4 separate regions of the Homo sapiens genome follow, and all the other regions are linked to region 1. The links are chromatin contacts, found by Hi-C or POLR2A ChIA-PET in ENCODE. All regions are on one chromosome and are shown on one strand. The core of a region is the stretch at or near the end of the contact, and the rest is flanking DNA. Distances in the headings are between cores, read along the strand shown.

The links. Hi-C counts contacts between places; a loop is a spot of excess contacts on that map. ChIA-PET counts read pairs that join two places held with the same protein, here RNA polymerase II (POLR2A). Pooled maps may share reads with other maps.
Region 2: a loop to region 1 is called in a map of psoas muscle, with 4 times the contacts of the local background. The contact joins the promoter of LINCMD1 here to the promoter of GSTA4 in region 1. A Hi-C loop is called at or near these places in 1 of 168 maps with a recorded cell type or tissue (psoas muscle), 3 of 37 single-sample maps with no recorded cell type and 13 of 50 pooled maps.
Region 3: a loop to region 1 is called in a map of ascending aorta, with 3 times the contacts of the local background. The contact joins the promoter of PAQR8 here to the promoter of GSTA4 in region 1. A Hi-C loop is called at or near these places in 2 of 168 maps with a recorded cell type or tissue (ascending aorta and naive thymus-derived CD4-positive, alpha-beta T cell), 1 of 37 single-sample maps with no recorded cell type and 16 of 50 pooled maps. POLR2A ChIA-PET finds 5 or more read pairs at or near these places in 1 of 52 experiments (CD4-positive, alpha-beta memory T cell).
Region 4: a map of CD8-positive, alpha-beta T cell shows a loop between it and region 1 (5-fold over the local background). The contact joins the enhancer-like site here to the promoter of GSTA4 in region 1. A Hi-C loop is called at or near these places in 5 of 168 maps with a recorded cell type or tissue (CD4-positive, alpha-beta T cell, CD4-positive, alpha-beta memory T cell, CD8-positive, alpha-beta T cell and 1 more), 7 of 37 single-sample maps with no recorded cell type and 13 of 50 pooled maps. POLR2A ChIA-PET finds 5 or more read pairs at or near these places in 4 of 52 experiments (CD4-positive, alpha-beta T cell, HepG2, activated T-cell and 1 more).

Annotation. Positions count from the first base shown.
Region 1 is chr6:52,992,354-52,997,432 of GRCh38, forward strand. It overlaps GSTA4 (glutathione S-transferase alpha 4), which reads right to left and starts at 2,931. Exons shown (of 7, transcript NM_001512.4): 1 at 2,896-2,931; 2 at 1,804-1,908. The coding sequence starts at 1,890. It overlaps RN7SK (RNA component of 7SK nuclear ribonucleoprotein), which reads left to right and starts at 3,267; the gene lies at 3,267-3,598. RefSeq lists silencers at 2,852-3,083, 3,415-3,504 and an enhancer at 3,035-3,254.
Region 2 is chr6:52,148,476-52,153,554 of GRCh38, forward strand. It overlaps LINCMD1 (long intergenic non-protein coding RNA, muscle differentiation 1), which reads right to left and starts at 2,548. Exons shown (of 3, transcript NR_131248.1): 1 at 2,407-2,548. MIR133B (microRNA 133b) reads left to right here and starts at 448; the gene lies at 448-566. RefSeq lists an enhancer at 4,376-4,670.
Region 3 is chr6:52,359,609-52,364,687 of GRCh38, forward strand. PAQR8 (progestin and adipoQ receptor family member 8) reads left to right here and starts at 2,543. Exons shown (of 2, transcript NM_133367.5): 1 at 2,543-2,641. RefSeq lists silencers at 1,947-2,132, 2,306-2,795.
Region 4 is chr6:52,387,055-52,392,133 of GRCh38, forward strand. All of the region lies in intron 1 of PAQR8 (progestin and adipoQ receptor family member 8), which reads left to right. Among named protein-coding and RNA genes, the nearest start is that of PAQR8, 27 kb to the left of the region's middle. RefSeq lists enhancers at 1,876-4,360, 3,002-3,211. Within about 2 kb of position 2,762, at least 26 of the 41 ENCODE cell types and tissues checked have a DNase peak (open chromatin) inside an H3K27ac peak, as active enhancers do; they include CD4-positive, alpha-beta T cell and CD8-positive, alpha-beta T cell, where a contact is called at or near this core.

The sequences.
Region 1 (5,079 bases), core at 1,681-4,180:
AAAAATTCCAAATGTAGATACTCCCTCACCCAGGAGGTAGAGCTTAATTCTCATCATTTTGAATGTGGGCTGGACTTCATGATCTGCTTCAGAAGAATACAAGGAAACATAGTAACTTTAAAATGCAGCAACCTGGCAGAGACTACCTTAACCATGTGATCCAGGTTAATACTGCCAGTGACAACTCATGTTGATACGTAACCCCTAATATGATGACGTGAACATACTTCACCTCTGTGGCATTCTTTCCCCAAACCCATAACCTCAGTCTAATCATGAAAAAAACAAGATAAACCCAATTTGTAGAGGATTCTACAAAAATATCTGACCAGTGCTTTTCAAAACCGTCAAGATGGTAAAATGAAGGAAACGACTGGGAAATTGTCATGGATTGTTGGCAACTATGGAAACAGGATGAATAAATATAATGTTGGATCGCGGGATAGTAAAAGGACATTAGCAAAGGGCCGGGCGTGGTGGTTCACACCTGTAATCCCAGTACTTTGAGAGGCCCAGGTGGGTGCATCACTTGAGGTCTGGAGCTCAAGATCAGCCTGGCCAACATGGAGAAACCCTGTCTCTACTAAAAAAATACAAAAATTAGCTGGTCGTGGTGGTGTGCACCTGTAGTCCCAGCTACTAGGTAGGCTGAGGCAGGGGAATTGCTTGATCCTGGGAGGCGGAGGTTGCAGTGAGCCGAGATCACACCACTGCACTCCAGCCTGGGCTACAGAGCCAGCCTCCGTCAAAAAAAAACCCAGAACATTAGTAGAAAAAACAGTGAAATCTGAATAAAGTCTGTAGTTTAGTTAGTCATGCACCAATGTTAATTTCGTAATATGACATGGTGATGTAAGATGTTATCATTAAGGGAGACTGAATGAGGGACTGTATTATTTTACAACTTTTCTATAAATCTGAAAATATTCCCAAATATAAATTTGTAAAAAATGAAGAGGAAACTTACAGGTTTTTAAAATACCGAAAGAAACATAACCATTTTAAATGTAATGCGTAGACCAATGTCTAGATCCAAACTAAAACAAACTATAAAAACAAACAAACAAACAAAATGCCTGTTTGAGACAATCAGACTGAAGGTTAGATGACAAAGAATTGCTAATTTTGTTGGATGTGATAATAATATTGTTACATTTTAAAATCCTCATCTGTTAGAGGAAAATGTTGAGGAACTCCCAGATGAAATGTTATGATGTTTGGATTTTGCTTTAAAATACTCCCACAAAACAAGGGAAGGGAGGTGATAGATGAAACAAGATTAGCATAGAGCTGATGATTGCTGAAGTCGGGTGATGAGTACATAGAATTCATGGCAATGTTCTCTCTACATTTATTGGTATTTGAAAATTTCCATACTAAGAAGCTAAAAGAACAGAACGAAAACAAAAACAGACACACACACATATGTAAGCAAGATACCAAGGCTGCCAGTTTGAAGCCACTGAAGAAAACAAGAAATTTACCCTGAGAATGCATAATTAATAAGAGCTCAGAGTAACTGACAATTTTCAGGTAAATTTCCTTTCTTCTTATTAATAAATATTCACTGGTGCTAGATCAGAAGCCAATAATTAAGTAAAAGTCAAAAGGAAAATAGAATTCCATCAACTACGTTCTAATTATAAAGAAAAATCCCTTCAGGGATGGTATCTGACTCAGTGAAGCGTGCCTGTGATTTTGGTGGACGAGAACTAGAACTGAACGGTGCTTCAAAACGTATTTTTCTTTCAAAGGTCTCAAAAGCTGTATGACAAATCCGTGAAGAAACAGCATATAAGGTACCTCGACTCCGGCGGCAGCTAAAACCCATCTCACGGACTCCATCCGGCCTCTTCCGTTGGGATAGTGGAGCTTGGGCCTTGCTGCCATGATAGCTTTTCAGGCTTTCTGAAATACAAATGCAGCAGCTCGTCGCAGACCAACAGTCCCAATTTCGCGTCTTCAACCCAGTGCTCAGGGGCGAAATGAATATTCAGGATTTTGGCACGGGAAACTGTTCTTTATTTTTGTTGCTGCATTTTCCCTCACTCAAGAAAAAAAAACCACCATTTTAAAACATGGAGAAAAAAACCTTGGCTTTTATATGATTTCTATTTATGACTTCTTATCCTGGATCTTGGGAAGCTGGGGCCATTTGTTGTAAAAACATATGTGCTAGCAGTACGGGATTTCACAAATTCAGAATATTATATATTTTGACCTCGAGAATCTCAGATTTTCCAAATTCAGCTGGGGGATAGGGGGTGGCAGGCGTTGAAGAGGGTAGCGAAGGAAAATCGCACAGCCACTGGAAGCTCTTCAAGTATTCATGCTTTTACATACATCATCATATTTTATTATCACGGCAACTGGAAGGTGAACAGGCCGAGTACTACTACTGTCTGCAAAATGTGCGTCCACCGTCACGCATGCGGTGGCTGCGCCCCCCGGGTCCCGCGTGTCCACCACCCCTACAGGGAGATGAGCCCCCGGCCTTGTAAAACGAGCCGGGGGCCAGGGCTTGGCCATCTGAGATCGCACTCTCCCATGCTCGTCTTCCCCGCTCAGCCCATGCAGGGGCGTAGCGGCAGCCCAGCCAGGCCCGGGGACGATCCGAGCCCACCTTCCACCAATGCATTCAGACTCCGCAGAAGGGGTTTAAAAAAAAATACGCACACTGAGCCAAGAAGGACCCCAGCTCCAGCCAAGGGGCCCACCTCTGCCCAGACTGGATGGAGCAGGAGGACAAAGGACAAGAGGAAGAAAAGACAAGAGAAGGACTGAACTGGGGGAGTGAGGGAAGAATGCGAGAGTGAGACTCAGAGAGTAAAGGGGAGGGAAAAAAAAGAAGAGAGAAAGGGCGAGGAAGGGGGCGACCGCAGGAGGGAGACAGACCTGGAGTCCACTCGGAGGCCTGGAGCCGCACAAAGCGCCAGGTCAGCGGTCCCGGCTGGGTGAGACCAGCAGGCGGCTCTAGCGCGCGGGAGCTGGGCGAGGCTCCGGGACGACCTCACCAATGGAGACTGCAGTATTTAGCATGCCCCACCCATCTGCAAGGCATTCTGGATAGTGTCAAAACAGCCGGAAATCAAGTCCGTTTATCTCAAACTTTAGCATTTTGGGAATAAATGATATTTGCTATGCTGGTTAAATTAGATTTTAGTTAAATTTCCTGCTGAAGCTCTAGTACGATAAGCAACTTGACCTAAGTGTAAAGTTGAGACTTCCTTCAGGTTTATATAGCTTGTGCGCCGCTTGGGTACCTCGGATGTGAGGGCGATCTGGCTGCGACATCTGTCACCCCATTGATCGCCAGGGTTGATTCGGCTGATCTGGCTGGCTAGGCGGGTGTCCCCTTCCTCCCTCACCGCTCCATGTGCGTCCCTCCCGAAGCTGCGCGCTCGGTCGAAGAGGACGACCATCCCCGATAGAGGAGGACCGGTCTTCGGTCAAGGGTATACGAGTAGCTGCGCTCCCCTGCTAGAACCTCCAAACAAGCTCTCAAGGTCCATTTGTAGGAGAACGTAGGGTAGTCAAGCTTCCAAGACTCCAGACACATCCAAATGAGGCGCTGCATGTGGCAGTCTGCCTTTCTTTTGACCCATTACCCATCTAAGTTAGATGCTTTTTTAAATGTTTTTTAATTTTTAAATTTTTAATTTTTTTCATTATTTATTTTTTATTTTTGAGACGGATCTCGGCTCACTGTAACCTCCACCTCCCGGGTTCAAGCGATTCTCCTGACTCAGCCTCCCGAGTAGCTGGGATTACAGGCGCGCGCCACCATGCCCGGCTAATTTTTCTATTTTTAGTAAAGACGGGGTTTCGCCATGTTGACCAGGGTGGTCTTGAACTCCTGACGTCAGGTGATCCTCCTGCCTCGTGCTGGGATTGCAGGCGTGAGCCACCGCTCCCGGCCCTTAGATGCTTTTTAATCAGCAAGTACGCAATGCTTTCCTGACAGGAATGTCAAGTCCGTCAGGAAATCCACATAAGGGTGTTAAGCAGGCAAAGTACCACATACAGATTAAAATCAAAAGCACTGTCAACGCTTATTTAATTTATACAGTAGACCCTAACTTTTCTAATTTTGTGTATACATATATATACATGTATACATGTATACAAACATACATATTTTCTTCTTTCTTTCTTCATCTCAGTGGGACATCTTGAGATTTCTCTTCATTTTGTACATTTTAGAGACAAGTGCTCTATAGTCACGGTCTCAAGTCAGCACCTGTTTGGAAGGGGGTCTTTGGAGTTGGGGGTGGTGCTAAAAGAATAATTTGGCTGGCAAGTTAGTTAAAACATTAAAAATATATTAAAACTATCAGGGCTATATTATGGAACAATTGCAAAATTCACATGGATTTCAAAGTTTGAAATATATGCCTTCGAAAATAAATTTTGTTTTTAGAGGCAGCTTCTGCTATTTCTCAGGCTATAGATGTTGTTATTTTCTTCACCCACGGGGGCGCTCGAGAGTACCTTGCTTGACAAGCCTGGGTGCTGAACAATTGCAGCCGCTAACATGATCAGATTTTATTTTCAATAGGTTTCTCTGGCCAAAGTGAGGCGAATGAATTGGGGTAGTAGGGGTAGAGAAAGAAACCTCTTGTGTCTGTGTAAATTAAAGTAGCACCATGAGTTTGAAGAATATGAGTAAGAAAAGGTGAAATACTAAGGAGGTAGGTGGTAAAGCAATTGCTAATCAGATCAAAGGGAAGGGAGGAGGAAGAAAAGTCTAGAATGATGCCCTGTCCAACACACACACACACACACACACACACACACACACACACACACACACACACACACACTTCTTGTCTTTTTTTTAATAACATGTATTGTCATCTAACAGGACTTTTTTATTTATTTGTCTGTAGATTCCTAGAATGTAAATTCCACGAGATCGAGGATTTTTGCGCTTTTGGTTTTCCTTTTGTACATCCTGGTTAGTATAGAGTAGGTATTCAGAGAACACTTGTTGAATGAATGAATGAGCAATGCTTTGGTTTCTAGTTCCATAAAGAGCGGAGAAGGAAGACAAAGTTTGGGGAAAATGGGTTGACTTGT
Region 2 (5,079 bases), core at 1,298-3,797, 840 kb before region 1:
ATATATTATAAATATTCTTTTATAAATATATCATACTTGAATTAAAAACATAATTTAAAGAAATTAAAATGTTAAGCATTCAAAGAATATATGCCAAAATGTTACATTTCTTTCGGAAAATGGGAAGAGGAAGCATTATGGCATACTGTCATTTTTCATATTCTATAATTCTATAGCATATTTGATCTTCATGATGTTTCTATTTGAAAAAAGATTAAAGATTAAAGAAAAAATAAATTGAAGTCATGCAACATGAAATACAAATTATGTATGATTTGTATGTACAAATTGTATGAGATGTATGTACAAATCATGTAAGAGGACATTCTGGACAAGGCAAGCTCCTGGCATTTGACAGATGCTAATGCTGCTTCTTTTTGCATTACAGGCTTAGACAAATGATGCTTGAGACACACCAAGATACCTGCACACTAGAGGCTGCAGTCACCTCAGAAGAAAGATGCCCCCTGCTCTGGCTGGTCAAACGGAACCAAGTCCGTCTTCCTGAGAGGTTTGGTCCCCTTCAACCAGCTACAGCAGGGCTGGCAATGCCCAGTCCTTGGAGAAACAGAAGAGATTCAACTGCAACTGAAATTACCTACTAAAACTTTCCTTGAGAAAACAATTCTGGTTTTTTCACCATATTCTTATGCTCCCAGGAAGGAAGAGAAGAGGAGTCCTGGAGTCAAAAGTGAGCAAGATTTTAATGCTCAACACACACTGTTCTGTGCCTTTGCACTCACAGCTGCAGCCACTTACATGCTTTTGACAGACACACAGTCAAGAAAGAGTTTGAGGATGGAGTTTGTGCCAACCCTAAGCCAGCCAGGGGAAGAGCATGAGACATAGAAGACAGGGCTCCTGCTCACTAGGGGCTAACAGTCTAAGGAAAGAAATTAGACATGTATATATGGTGTGATCCAATTGAATTGCAAGTTATAGCATGGCTAGTTCCAAGGCATAATTCTTACCTATCCCACCAAATATGCCTAGCACATTATGTATCATCAAGTCTCTATTGATCTATTCAGCCCAAGATATCTATTCACTAAGCAATCATTTCTCAGTTCCCTGATCTGTAGAATAGGGATAATAGTACCTGTCACACCAGGCACAGTGGCTTATGCCTAAAATCTCAGCATTTGGGGTGGCTAAGACAGGGGATTGCTTGAGGCCAGGAGTTCCAGATCAGCCTGGTCAACATAGCAAGATGCTGTTTCTACCAAAAAAAAATTTTTTTTGTTTTAATTAGCTGAATGCGGTAGTGCACACCTATAGTCCTAGCTACTTGGGAGGCTGAGGCAGGAAGATCACTTAAGTCCAGGAGATGGAGGCTGTAATGAGCTAAGTTCTCATAATCGCTACCTTTTACTAAGGGAGAATTCTGACCTGTCCTTCCAGTTTATCTTTTAAGATTTGTATCTTTTATGGTGTGTGTCTGGAACTTAGACAGTAATAAGTAAATATTTGGGTTTAAAATTCTATAGACATGTGTGTTCACATGCTGTATTCTGACACAAATGGGGTAGCATAAGTGCCTAGAGCCCACCACAGTGACCTCAGAGGAGAACACAGAGCTTACTAGCACAAATCTTTGCATTCAGGAAGACCTGGGGTTGAATGCTGCCCCTCTAATTTATTAGCTGTGATATATCCTCTCCGCAGCTCAATTAACATTGCACAAGCCTTAGTTTACTCATCTGTAAAATGGGGACAATGATACCAACCTCAGTTACCGTAAGGCTTAAAACAGACAGTGTTAATAAAGAGCCAAATATAAGCCCTTAAGAAATAGTAGCTGTTGTTTTACTGCTGTAAATGGCAACAGCACAAGGACAATGCTGTGTCCACAGGCACTTGTATGTAGAAGGAAAGAGCCAAATTAAAAAAAAAATAGGAGAAGAACTCAAAAAATACATAAAGGCTCATTGCTCACTGTAGGGTTTTGTTTTTTGTTGTTGTTGTTTTGTTTTTGTTTTTGTTTATTTTTTGAGACAGGGTCTCACTCTGTTGCCCAGATAGGAGTGCAGTGGCACGATTTCAGCTCACTGCAACCTCCGCCTCCCAGGCTCAAGCGATTCTCCTGCCTCAGCCTCCCAAGCAGCTGAGATTACAGGCACGCACCACTACCACCCGACTAAGTTTTATATTTTTAGTAGAGACAGGGTTTCACCATGTTGGCCAGGCTGGTCTTGAACTCCTGACCTCAAGTGATCCGCCCGCCTTGGCCTCCCAAAGTGCTGGGATTACAAATGTGAGCCACCGTGCCCAGCCTATAGGGTATTTTTATATTCCAACTATTAATTCTACTAGCATGTAGCATACATGCATTCACCCTAGTACATATGACTAGCATATAATATGCTTTACTTTTAAAAAATGCTTTATACATGAGACTGATCTTACCATCTTCAATATCCTGTCTGGAAAGCCTTCATTTGTGAGTGCTGTTGAGATCACATGTCCTCCCAAGTAGGACATGGAGTGTGAAGGCCATTGAGTGGGTGTTCCAAAGGGCAGCACAGAATGGAGTTTAGTTGAAGGTGCTGGGGACACACTACCTGGGCTCAAGTCCCAGCTCCCCACTCTCCAGCTGTGCCACTTGAGCAAGTTGCTTGACCTCTCCAGGCCTGGGTTTCCTCATCTGTAAAGTAGGAATATTGATAATAATATCTACTTCATAGAGTTTCATGAGAATACATGTAAAGGCCTGAAACCAGTATTGGGTACATAATAATACATTCTTAAGAGTCTTTATTTCTGACAATGTACCTGAAATGTTCCTGAAATTAAGTTGGTGTTCAATAAAAACATGTTCACTGAAAGATCAGCTTCTTTGTTTATTTTAAGCACAAACTATGGGATCATGTAATTTTTGGTTCAACTATTTCTACTTATCTCTTTCAATGCAGCACACTGGTTCAAAGCAGTAGTAAGGTGTGGGGGAAGGATGGCAACAAGCTTCTCTCTGCTTCCCAGGTCTGTGATGAAATGGAACTTCCCTGCGAACTAGGGGTATGCCTCTGGGAGTAGAAGCAGGGTGATCTTGAAGCGCAGTCGCAGAGCTGTCACCCGGAAGTCACCTGGCAGAACAGAAAACAAACATGATGTGGCCAAATACCAGCTGTCCTTAACAGGAGGGATCTTTTCCATCTGGAAGGGCAGAGGTCATGTAGGTAAAGATTAGATAACAATGCCAGGTATAGGTAAAAGGAGTGTTAAAAAAGGGTCACTTTCATATTTGGGATATTATGGCTAAAATGCCTGATAAAACTGGACAAGACATATAAGGCTAAGACTAAATAATGTCTTCTCTCTGTTAGAAAGAAGCCAGCCAGGCCAGGCATGAGGGTTCTTGTCTATAAATCCCAGCACTTTGGGAGGCCAACGCTGGCGGATCTCTTGAGCTCAGGAGTTCAAGACCAGCCTGAGCAAAACTCCATCTCTACAAAAAATACCAAAAATTAGCTGGGCACAGGGATGGGGACGCTGAGGTGGGAGGATCGCTTGAGCCCAGGAGTTTGATTGAGGCTGCAGTGAGCTGCGATGGCACCACTGCACTCCAGCCTGGGTGACAGAGTGAGACCCTGTCTCAAAAACAAAAGAAAAAAAAAGAAGGAAAGAAGAGGGAGGGAGGTAGAGAGGGAGGGAAGGAGTGAGAGAGGGAGGGAAGGAAGGAAGGAAGTTAAGAAGGGAGAGAGGGAGGGAGGGAGAGAAAGAAGGTAAAGGAAAGGAAGGAAGGAGAGAGAAAGGAATAAAGAAAAAGAAAAGGAGAGGAGGGGAGGAGAGGGAAGGGGAGCAAGCTAGCACACTTCTGGCAAGGGTTGGAGAACATGAGTGAACATTGTCATCCAACTTTCTACCTATCCCCTTGCCCTCAAGGGTCTTTGCAGAACACATCTTTGAGGGCCACAGGATGGAAGGAGTTCTAGTCATAGCCTGCCTCCAAAGTCAAAATATCGTACTGTCCCCTCTTATTCACTCCTGGAGAATTCAACTTCCATTCACATTTCTGTTTGATTTTCCTTAAACCAGGAGGGGAGCAAATGTATTCCTGCTCCCACTCACCACTATAAAAAGACAGAACCTTTAAGAAAACATGTTTTCTGGTAAGTTTGAATGACCTTGATATCCATGTTCAAAGGTCCCACAAGCCCAAACTCTCCATTTCCGTAAGAAATCAAGAGGAATCAGAGAATGGGGACTGCTGCCCACGGGTTGCGGTTGCTCATCCTGCCACAGCCCCTCTTCAGGGCAGAAATCTAGGTTAGGCCACCCAGTGGGGTGTGTGGTTTTGTGATTGCTGCTGTGTCCCTTTATGTGTGTTCCTGTATCATCATCAGTCCTGTGCCAGTAAGTGGCAGCCCATGATGTCACACCGGTCAAACATGACGACTCTTGGTCACCCTCAGAATGGACCCCACCCCCACATCTGGTGAGTGTTGGGAGGAAGAAAGTGATAGCACAGGCGTGCTGAAGGAGCTCTTCCCCGGAAGGAGTTGACGGAAAATAGTGCGGGGCTATCTAACTGGCAGGAATCCAGACAAACAAGAAAATCCCATTAGTGCAGTCCATCAACGAGTTTCTTTCTGATGGTAATTCCCAGGGCTGGCAAGACTGTTAGAAAACAGCAGCTCATACATAGCTGGGAGTGAATATAGGTCTATACTCTTCAAAGCATCATTTATCAATACATAGGCATCAAGAAGGCTATTATCTTCTCTGCCCAGAATCTTCTCTTTCTCTGTTAACAGCTCAGTCTCCCTCCCTTGGCTATTCTTTTTTTTTTTTTTTTTTTTTTGAGATGGAGTCTTGCTCCATTGCCAGGCTGGAGCGCAGTGGTGCAATCTCAGTTCACTGCAACCTCTGCCTCCTGGGTTCAAGTGATTCTCCTGCCTCAGCCTCCCAAGTAGCTGGGACTACAAGCACCCACCACCACGCCTGGCTAATTTTTGTATTTTTAGTAGAGACGGGGTTTCACTATGTTGGCCAGGATTGTCTCAATCTCTTGACCTCATGATCCACCCGTCTTGCCCTCCCAAAGTCCTGGGATTACAGGCGTGAGCCACTGCACCCAGC
Region 3 (5,079 bases), core at 1,293-3,792, 630 kb before region 1:
AAACATACTTTGAGCTTCTTGGAAAAGTGATATGTAAACACAAAGTAGAGTGTTTATAAAAACAGTGTCAATGTGGTATGTATCCAATGTAAAATAGATCAAATTATTTTATTAGAGATTCGGACAAAAATAACTCTTTAATCTTATCTATTTTTTCATCATTTTGCATACTGCCTGTGTCTGTGGCTTTCAAGGGCAATCTGAAAGGGAACTAGGTCTGATACGTGTTGATTGGATTCGCAGTTTAGCATTCTCCTTATTGAGGAAATACTGCAGTACCCAAGATCTTGGCTGTTTCCAGGTTTTGGAAAAATCTCAGGTCAAAATTGTGTTGCCAGATGGGATTATTACATAGAGGAAAGTTGGCTGTGAATTTCCATATACCAAAGGCCATCCTAACTGTCTTTTATGAAGGACCCAACAGGCTTTTATTATAATTCAAAAATAGCCAGGTCACCCTAGGACTTTTTCCAGTGTTACCAAAACATCACTTTTACTGCCCAAACGGAAGTAGGCCATTACCTCACAGTAGAAAATAAAAGAAGCTAGCTTGAGACCAAGGTAGTTTTAAAAGGCATGAAGGATGAGAACCACCATTCTTATTTAGTGGCTCTGGACAGCGTCACTTGGAAACAGAACTGCCTCATGCACAGATAACAATGCCTGACACCCATTACACTTTACATGCACGTTCACATCTGCCTTTTGGATAAAGGGCAAGAAGAAAGGAACATTTACCATTGAGAAAGAATTAGAAGCCTTGTTAGTCTCCTTTTAAGACTTCTTCACATTCCACATGGATTAACTGTTAGGGAGAAAAACACTGCAAAAATAATCAGCAATGCATTTCGGAGGCTCATCAGCTCCCGGCTGACAGCTCACGTTAGTTGGATGAAGGCTGTGGATAGGCTTTTAGATGTGCTAACCTGTAATTTTGTTTCTAGAGTGGCCCAAAGTGGAAGGAGTTTTCACTCCCTCTCAATAAGCCCTCTTGTACGGTTGTGACCTCTGGCCTATCATAGGTTTTTGACGATAAAGGAGAGCCCGGGTTTTTGAGGTTAAGGGAGAGTTCCCTGACATCTTTGGGGTGAAGAAGAGATGGAGGGAGCAAAGCTGCCAAAGACCTCCTGTGACATTTCCACTAGTATCCACCTATAAGTAAGTGCTGGACTATGATTCCCTGGGGAGATCAGTGGCTCTAAAGACAGGCCCCTGGGCTCTTTCCTGGCTCTGACTCAGCTTCAAACCTGCCGTGCAACTGCTCAGAGTCTAAATGTCTTCATTTATGGAACTGAAATAATCCTGCTAAGATTACTTTCTTTGCTTCGTGATGTTTGCCTGAGAATAAGTAGCTGGGACTACAGGCGTGTGCCACCACGCCCATCTAATTTTTGTATTTTTTGCAGAGACAGGGTCTCACCTTGTTACCCAGGCTGGTCTCGAACTCCTGGGCTTAAGCAATCTGCCCACTTTGGCTTCCCAAAGTTCTGGGATTACAGGTGTGAACCATCACACTCGGCTAAAATGTTTTGAAAAATGGAAACATTGTACAAATGTGAGATGTTGTGCAACATGTCACTGAAACACGGTGGTATAAGAGAAGTTTTGGGAACCAGCAGACCAGAATTAGGCCTGAGAAAATCTTACAGTAAGCAGACCAGAATTAGGCCGTCTGAGAAAATCTTACAGTAAGCAGACCAGAATTAGGCCTGTCTGACAAAATCTTACAGTAAGCAGGCCATCTTCCCAGGCCTTCTCTTTTCTCCAGATAATGAAGAAGGCTTTTTAAAAGCAAAGCCAACTTGATTTGTTAATTGATCATCCAACTTCTTAACTGTCTTTTTCTCATGGTAAAATACCGAGAACATTGTGGGTGAGGAGCAAGTCGGGAGGTGGAACCCACCCCCGCACCCTGCCTCCAATAGATTGTATGTGTGGGTCGCTATTGCTGGGACCCACGAAGGCTGTGGATTGAGGACACAGGGTAGAAGTGGGATCTTCTGCAGGTCAGTGTCAGATGTGTCTGTGTGATGTAGTCATGGGAGAGGCGCGAGTCTTGGGCGGGTGTATCTTAGGGGTGTGGAAGTGTCTGCAAGGGCCTCCGTGGTATGTCATCACATTATTTATATCATGGGCATGACCCTGAACGTTCACCCGAGAGTGGTGAGAGAAAGGCCAGGATTTAAATCAGTCTTGACAGCGCAGATGAAGTTTGTTATTGTTTTCCGCCCTTCCCGAGGGACTTCGGAAATGGCCCCCTGAGAGGTGAATTCTTGGAAAGAATATGAGGGCGGTTAAGGCGTCTCTGTCTCAAACTCTCCGGATTTTTTGCAGCTACCAGGGACTGCGAGGGTCTGCGTCCTGGGTGGAAGGAAGCGGCGTCAGTCAACTTCCTCGCAGCGGCGGCAGCGGCGCGGGCTGCAGCGGAGCGCGCGGGTCTGCGCATCCCGCCCCCGGGTCGGGAAGGGGCGGAGCTGGGCGTCACCCGCCCCCGGCGGTCTCCTCCTCCCGGCCGCTCCCCCGAGCCGAGCCCGCCGCGGTCACAGCCACCCGCGGGAAGCTCGTGGCCGGGACCCCGAGGCGGGAGCGCGGGCTGGGCCGGGCTGGGCTACGCGCACGGGCTCGGCCGCCGCCCCTGCCGGTGAGTCCCGCCGCGGGAGGCGCGGAACGGGTCGAGTTGGGTATTGGGACCGCGAGGTCGGGGAGCCCCGGGGCCCGAGCTCGGGAGGCGGGGACGTCAGGATCGCGGCGTTGGGGAGTCCTCGCACCCCGAGCTCAGAGGGGAGGTCCAGAGTCGCAGCGTTGGGAACCTGAGGCCAGGGGCCGGAGTTTAGGGCCCCGATGTTGAGTCTCCGAATCCAAGCCCGGAAGGGGGGACGACGGGTTAGGATGCTGGGGAGCCCTGGAGCTCTGAACGGCTGTAGTGGGGTGGCCAGGACTGCGATGCTGGGGAGTCATGGAGCCTGAGCCTGGAGAGCTGGCGGGGGTGTGGGGACCGCGATGTTGGGAAGGCTGAGCCCGGAGGGCGGGAGATTCAGGACCAAGACGTGGGGGAGTCCGACAGGGCAGAACGAGGGGCGTCCTGTCCGCATTTGTGGGGCGCCCTCCGCAGGGCGGAGGGGAACGGAACCTGGGAGGGGAGTGCGGAGGAGAGGAAGCCCGGGGCGGTAGGGAGAGCCCGAGGAAGGGCAGCCCGAGGTAGGGGAACCCCGGAAAGAGTAGGGTGGGTCTAGGCATGTGCTTTCGCCGGGGAAAGATGGAGGGGGCTTCTCTGAGAGGGTGGGCGCGAGGAGCGGAGTTGTGATGGGAACCGCCGGCAGCTGGCTAATGGGCGGATGCTGGGGCTTGGCTGGATGGGAACGCCGCGGTGGGGTGTCGGAGGTGGCTGGTGGGGCTGGAACGCTGGGAACGTCTGTCTAGGCTATGAGAACGCAGCGCCCTCGGTGGAACAGGGTCGTAGATAACTCGAGAGGGAATCTAGTCTAGGGAGCAAGACCGGGCATCCCCAGACGGAGGCGGGTGGGGACCTCGCACTCAGCGCGCTTGGGGAATATTCGGAGCCTGGGTTTGGGGGCTGCTGCACCTTGCCGACCCGGTGCGGGGACCTGGAGGTAGCCGGGCACAGCAGCTTCCTGTGCAGCTGTGGGTGCTCCAGGCACTGGCAGACTAGTGGGAAGTCCAGGAGCCTTGGCAGGCTCATTGTCTTGACCTAAGTTGCATTCCATATTTCTTAGCTGGGTTAGAAATGATTTTGTCCAGGAACCCAATGAGAAGAGCCTGGGCTAAAAAAATTAGTTATGGAGTGAGATTTCAAATGTACAGGTAATACCTACCCGTGTGTGTGCGCGCCTTAGGGATAACTCATACAATACACTGTATGTGTGATTTTTAGACCCACGTGTGTACTACTTGTTCCAGTACTCTGAGAAGCTGTTTCTGGGTAAAAACGAGGAAAATCCACAACAAATACACACACCAAACAATGTCCACAAACGCACTGCATTCCAGTCGAGTTAAACATGAGAGTATTGTACAGTTTGGGAGTATTTGCTTGTCAGTGAAGACTCCTGTTACTGAAGTTAATAGGAGTTGCCTGCATGGAAGGTAGACTGCCCTTGACTGCCCTGTTAAGGTTATCCACAACGTGTACCCAGCCCTGAGCTGCTGCACCCTTGACCAGGTCAACTGGAAGGGAGCCAGACTGCTTAGGACCTCAGTGGATGAGTATCCAAGTGTGTATCTAAAAACAAAGGACCAAGGCATGGCTTTGTTTTTGTTTTTGTTTTTTATTTCTGCTGTTTGTCCTTGGGTGCGTGTCCTTCAATTATTAGTTAAATGTTGACTATCTTACATTAACCCATCTTGTATTGTTAATTATGTATGGTAATTATTTCAGTTATTTGGCGTAACAACCAATTCTGGAAGACCCAGAGTAGAGGAATCTTATTAAGTGGATATATCCATTGAAAGATATGTTTTTTTTTTTTTTTTTTTTGCGGGTGTGTGTATGCACCAGATTTCCTTCTGGTGCATATAGGTCCATCTTCTGACACACACTGAGATTTGAGCTTCATTGGATAAACAAGGATTATTTTGGCAACTAGCATTTGTTGGGTCTGTTTTTAATTCATGAAAAGGAAATCTTTAATAATTATGCAAGTTAACAGGATAGAAAGCGATTTATTCATTTTACAAGAATCATTTCAGGATAAGCATATTTCCATTAAGGGTGTGTGTATACCTTATTGAGTGGTCAGGACCTTGCATCAAAATCTGCACTATCATTCCTGCAGCAGTGTACTTATTCACTTGGACGTAACACTTGCTGATGCTTCCAATTCTTTATCCAAATGTTAAAATAAATATGCCAGTATTTATACATTCAAATCAGTATTTCTCCCCTTCAAAAGCCTGCTCTTGGCAAGCTGTGTACTAATTCTAGTGATGCTGTCACTACTGAGAATAATTTTGGAGCTCCTGCTTTGGAGTTGCCTTCCGAGTTTGCAACACATTTCCTGATTGCCTCAGTGGTGGCAAACCTTCCTCAGCTGGGAAACAGCCAGGCACTGTGCGGGGCCA
Region 4 (5,079 bases), core at 1,512-4,011, 610 kb before region 1:
AGGCTGCAGTGCAGTGGCACAATCTTGGCTCACTTCTCTGCAACTGATTATTAATTACTACTTCTAATTACAGAAAAGGCCACACTGGGAAGTGGAGCAGGGTCTTCAGGGGTGCCCTTAGGAAAGAGCCCTGATGGGATGTCTTGGGAGAGAAGGCTCTGGATAGTGCTCCTGGGTCACTACAGTGAGCCAGGATTCCTAGTCCATCAGCAGCTCAGAGATGGACAAGCACTATCTTCTCATCTAATACTTCCTTTTCATTCACAGCTGATAGATGTTCTTTCACAAAGACGCAGTCAGTTGGCTGGACTCTTGGGACACGGGTCAGAATTATTGGGGTCTGCCCATACCTTATTGTTGATTTGGTTTAGGGCTTTGAATAGGTCACTTAAATTCAGTGTACCTCAGTTATTCTCACAATCAAGTAACACAAGCTAAAATCTTTGAAAAAATATTTTGAATAACTTCCTTATGCAACCCAATGAATTTCACAATTTAATATAAAGGAAGACACATGTATAGCCAGTTATAGCATAATGCTAAGAGGATGCTATAAACTGAAGTGTCTCCCCAAATTAATATGTTGAAATCCTAACCCCTAATGTAAGGATATTAGGGGGTGGGGCCGTTAGGAGGTGATCACCTAGATCAGGGATCCCCCAACCCCCAGTACCTGTCTGTGGCCTGTTAGGAACTGAGCTGCACAGCAGGAGGTGATCAGTGGGCGAGTAAGCAAAGCTTCATCAGTATTTACAGCCGCTCTGCTTTGCTGGCTTTACTGCCTGAGTTCCTGTCAGATCAGCAGCAGCATTAGATTTTCATAGGCGTGCCAATCCTATTGTGAACTGCACATGCAAAGGATCTAGGTTGTACTCTCCTTATGAAAATCTAATGCCTGATGATCTGTTACTGTCTGCCATCACCCCAGATGGGACCGTCTAGTTGCAGTAAAACAAGCTGAGGGCTCCCAGTGATTCTACATTATGGTGAGTTGTATAATTATTTCCTTATATATTATAATGTAAAAATAATAGAAATAGGCTGGATCCGGTAGCTCATGCCTGTAATCCCAGCGCCTTGGGAAGCCAAGGTGGGCGGGTCACTTGAGGTCAGGAGTTTGAGACCAGCCTGGCCAACATGGCGAAACCCCATCTCTACTAAAAATACAAAAATCAGCTAGGTGTGGTGGTGCATGCCTGTAATCCCAGCTACTTGGGTGGCTGAGGCACAAGAATGGCTTGAGCCTGGGAGGTGGAGGTTGCAGTGAGCTGAGTTGGCATCACTGCACTCCAGCCTGGGCAACAGAGCAAGACCCTGTGTCAGGAAAAAAAAAAAAAAGCAATAAATGTAATGGGTTTGAATCATCATGAAACCATACTCCTCAACCCCCAGCCCCCATACGTGGAAAAATTGTCTTCCATGAAATTGGTCCCTGGTGCTGAAAAGGTTGGGGACCACTGACCTAGATGAATGCCTAGATGAATGGTATTACTGCCTTTATAAAAGAAACTCAGGAGAGCTCCCTTGCCTCTTCTGCCATGTGAGGACATAACAAGAAGACAGTCATGTTTGAACCAGAAGTGGGCCCTCACTGGACACCAAATCTGCTGGTGCCTTCATCTTGGACTTTTGCAGCCTCTAGAAACTGTGAAAAATAGATTTCTGTTGTTTATAAGCCACCTAGTCTTTGATATTTCCTTACAGCACCCTGAATGGACAAAGACAGAGGGCTTAATAAGACATGATGAGTTCTACTTCAGGCTGTCGCTAAGCTTCACAGGGGAGGGGTTATATCTGAGCCTGAATTTGAGAGAGAAGTGGGTTTTGCCAGGCACAGCAGGCTACAATAACATTGGCGATGTCAAGTGTGTGGCTTGTTCAGGCAATCAGGACAGTCTGTTCTGCCTTTTGTATGCAACAAGAATAAAAACGAGTTCTAACAGTGCTCCAGTGTTATTTTACATTATGTTTCTCTGCCTGGCCCCTCCTTTTCCTAAGTCTTTGCTTAGGCATTCTTGGTCATAAAAATGACAAATGGTAGGAGATGATAGACCAAAAACAAGCTGATGGTTAGAAATTCAGCCAGCAATTTAAATATTGGTGCGGATACCTAGCAAGTGGATGAACCACACAAATAAATAAGATCCAACTCAAATGGTGTTTTCTTTTGAAAACCCACATTTTCGTTTTCTTAGATCTCACTGGTTTTTACCTTTAGAAGCAGGCAAAGGATAGTCATTCACTTTGTTTTTGAACAATGATCTATTGACACATTCTGGGGACATCTTTCCTCTGACTGTTTGCTGATAGAAATAAAGCATAGGTAAGCCAGTGTTCCTGTCTCCAGAGGCTTGCAATTCAATAAGCAGAAGAGAGAAGGCTCTCTACACACACAGTAGTGAAGTAATGGGCAAGCCTGATGTTCTCCTTACCAAAATATGTGGAATAGATAGATAAGGGTTGGGGGCGGGGGAGGAATCAAGATGGCCTGGAGAAGGCTTTGTGGTGATTTGGAATTGAACTAAGGCCTTGGAGATATCTAAGGAGAAATGAAGAATAAAGTGACTTGCTTGACTCTTTATAGCAAATAAAATTGCTGGGTCTTAGAACCACCAGGAGAGTGTACTGTTGTCACTGCAGAAGAGTTAATGTTTAATTGCTAGGGAACACAGCTTTCTTTATATGGTGCTCCAAACTCTAGCTCGATTTGTTATCTGATTTTCTGCTGTGGAAAGGGCATTTCCAAGATTGATTTCCTGCCAGTGGAAATGAGCAGCTCTCTTCACGTTCACCCGGGTTGGCCCGGGTCCCAGCTGGTTTGCAGATCAGTGATGAAGCTTCCTGCCGGTGAGAAGCTAGATCTAGTTGAGAGGTTGCCTGACTGAAGCCAAACCACACCTAACGAAGCCGATAGTTACACTCATGTAGAAAGTCCAGGGAGACACCTGTCCCTAGGCTTTAATTAGTGGGAGTTTCAGACAGCAAAGTTTACCTTTACTCAAACAAGAAGCCTCAGAAGAACATGATCTTCACACCTGAACTGTTGATTGCCTGGAGACTGCTCAGTGTGTTCTCCCAGTAAATTGTTCCCAGCTCCTCTGACTTCTCCCACTCGACAGATTAAACACAGATACTATTTATTCCATGTGGCAGATGCATTCTCTGTCTGTAATGATGCATTTTGAAACCAGTACTTTCTCAAGTGAGATTAGCTGAGATGTGGAAAGTATAGGAAGTGACAGAACAGACAGAAATTCTAGCTAGAGGGTTCTAGTTAGATAAAGAGAAAAAGGCACTCAGAGGAAATTTGCTCTGCTCATCTTTCCCAGGGCACAGCAACAAATTAAGGCTGTCTTTTCTTTCTCCTCTTAGGAATATTATAGGGCACCACAGAGGAAAAGATTCATAAGTGGAGAGCTCACTGAGCCCAGAAGGACACATCTTGCTGCCAGATCTGTGGCAAAAAGGTGTACCTTACTTTTTTTTTATAGGCACGGTTCAGCCGTACCACAAACCCACATGGTCAGGAAGTGACTCACGTATTAATGCCGTTTGAGTTTGTGTGCTGTGGGGAAGGTCTTTTGACAATATTGTGTATACTGGCTTTTCCAATCTAAGAGAACATCTTTGCTGCATTAACAGTAGATGTTACATATTTTTTTCCCTTTAAACCCCCCATGACCAATAGCTTACCCTATGGCAAGTATAGTTAGGTTACTCGTAATAATTAATTTGGTATGCTAACTAGTTGAGCTCACAGAAAAATGCAAGTATGGGTGTATTCCTTTATAATGCTGGGGTGTTTCTTGGGGAGGGTCTTAATATTTTACCAACTTAGGTTTTACCAATTTTTGCATATTTATGTCAAATATTCCTATTTGCAGAGTAGTACTAACTTTTGCTTTCCAATTACAAAAGTAGTAAATGTTTGTTGTTAAAAAGTACGATAATGATAGTATTTCCAGAAGAAAAGTAAAATTCCCCACAATCCCTTCATGGCAATAGCTATATTGTTTTGATTATATGCACTTCCATACTTCATCTGTACCATGTTTGTATGATTACAAAAATAGGGCTGGGCGGAACACATACTTTAAATTTGTTTTTTCCTTTACATGTCTTTGACTCATTTATTCATTCAAGAAATCTTTTTTGAGAATGTACAATGTGCTAGTCCATCACTTTTCTAAGTGCAGTGGAGACTACAGTGAAAAACCAATGGAGCTCACATATCATGTGTATCTTTGTATAACAATAAATGTAAATATGCTAGTTATTTTAATAAGTGCATAGTATTCTATTTTATAGATTTATCTTAATTTACACAATCAAATACTCCATTTTTGGATGTCGAAATTCTGTTTGTTAGGTTTTGTTAAATATAGGGAGGAAATATGCACTGACCATTGGTGAATCTGAATCGATGTTCAAATGATCTCTGCTAATAACAGGATTGCACTGGTAGTGCCATTCTTTCAAATATGACTTTACAAATAGTGATATGCTCCTTGGAAGATGTAGCTATAAAGATCAGTATGAGCCCAGAGTTCTCTCACTTAACGACTATGGAGATCCTGAGGCATGTGAGACTGTTTCCAACTCCACCTCTGGCTCAAAGGCTGCTTAAAGCACAGTTCCAGTCCTTATAAATGGACACCAAGTTGTCATTTTGGCTGCTATTCCTTTGCAGCCATTTATAATTATGCAGTGATGTGTGAAGCTGGGCTTCTGTGAATTCTGGAAGCATTTCTTTTGCCTTTGATAGGAATTGCTGCTCATTTGTCCTCTATCCAACAACCAGCAGGTCACTTTCCTACCATCTGTGTGAGTCCCACACACAGTGACATGAAGTGATGTCACAGGATCTGTTTGTTGGTGATTCCAGCATGCTGCTTGATGTTCAGTACAAAGCAAAACATAGCCCAGATGAATTACAGAATTTTACAGTATTAGAGCTTATATAGATTACACCCCCATCTTAAGGACAAGGGCACCAAGGCATAGAGAGGTTGAATAATTTGCTTAAAAATCACTTAGAGCACTTTGGGAGGCCTAGGCGGGCAGATTGCCTGAGCTCAG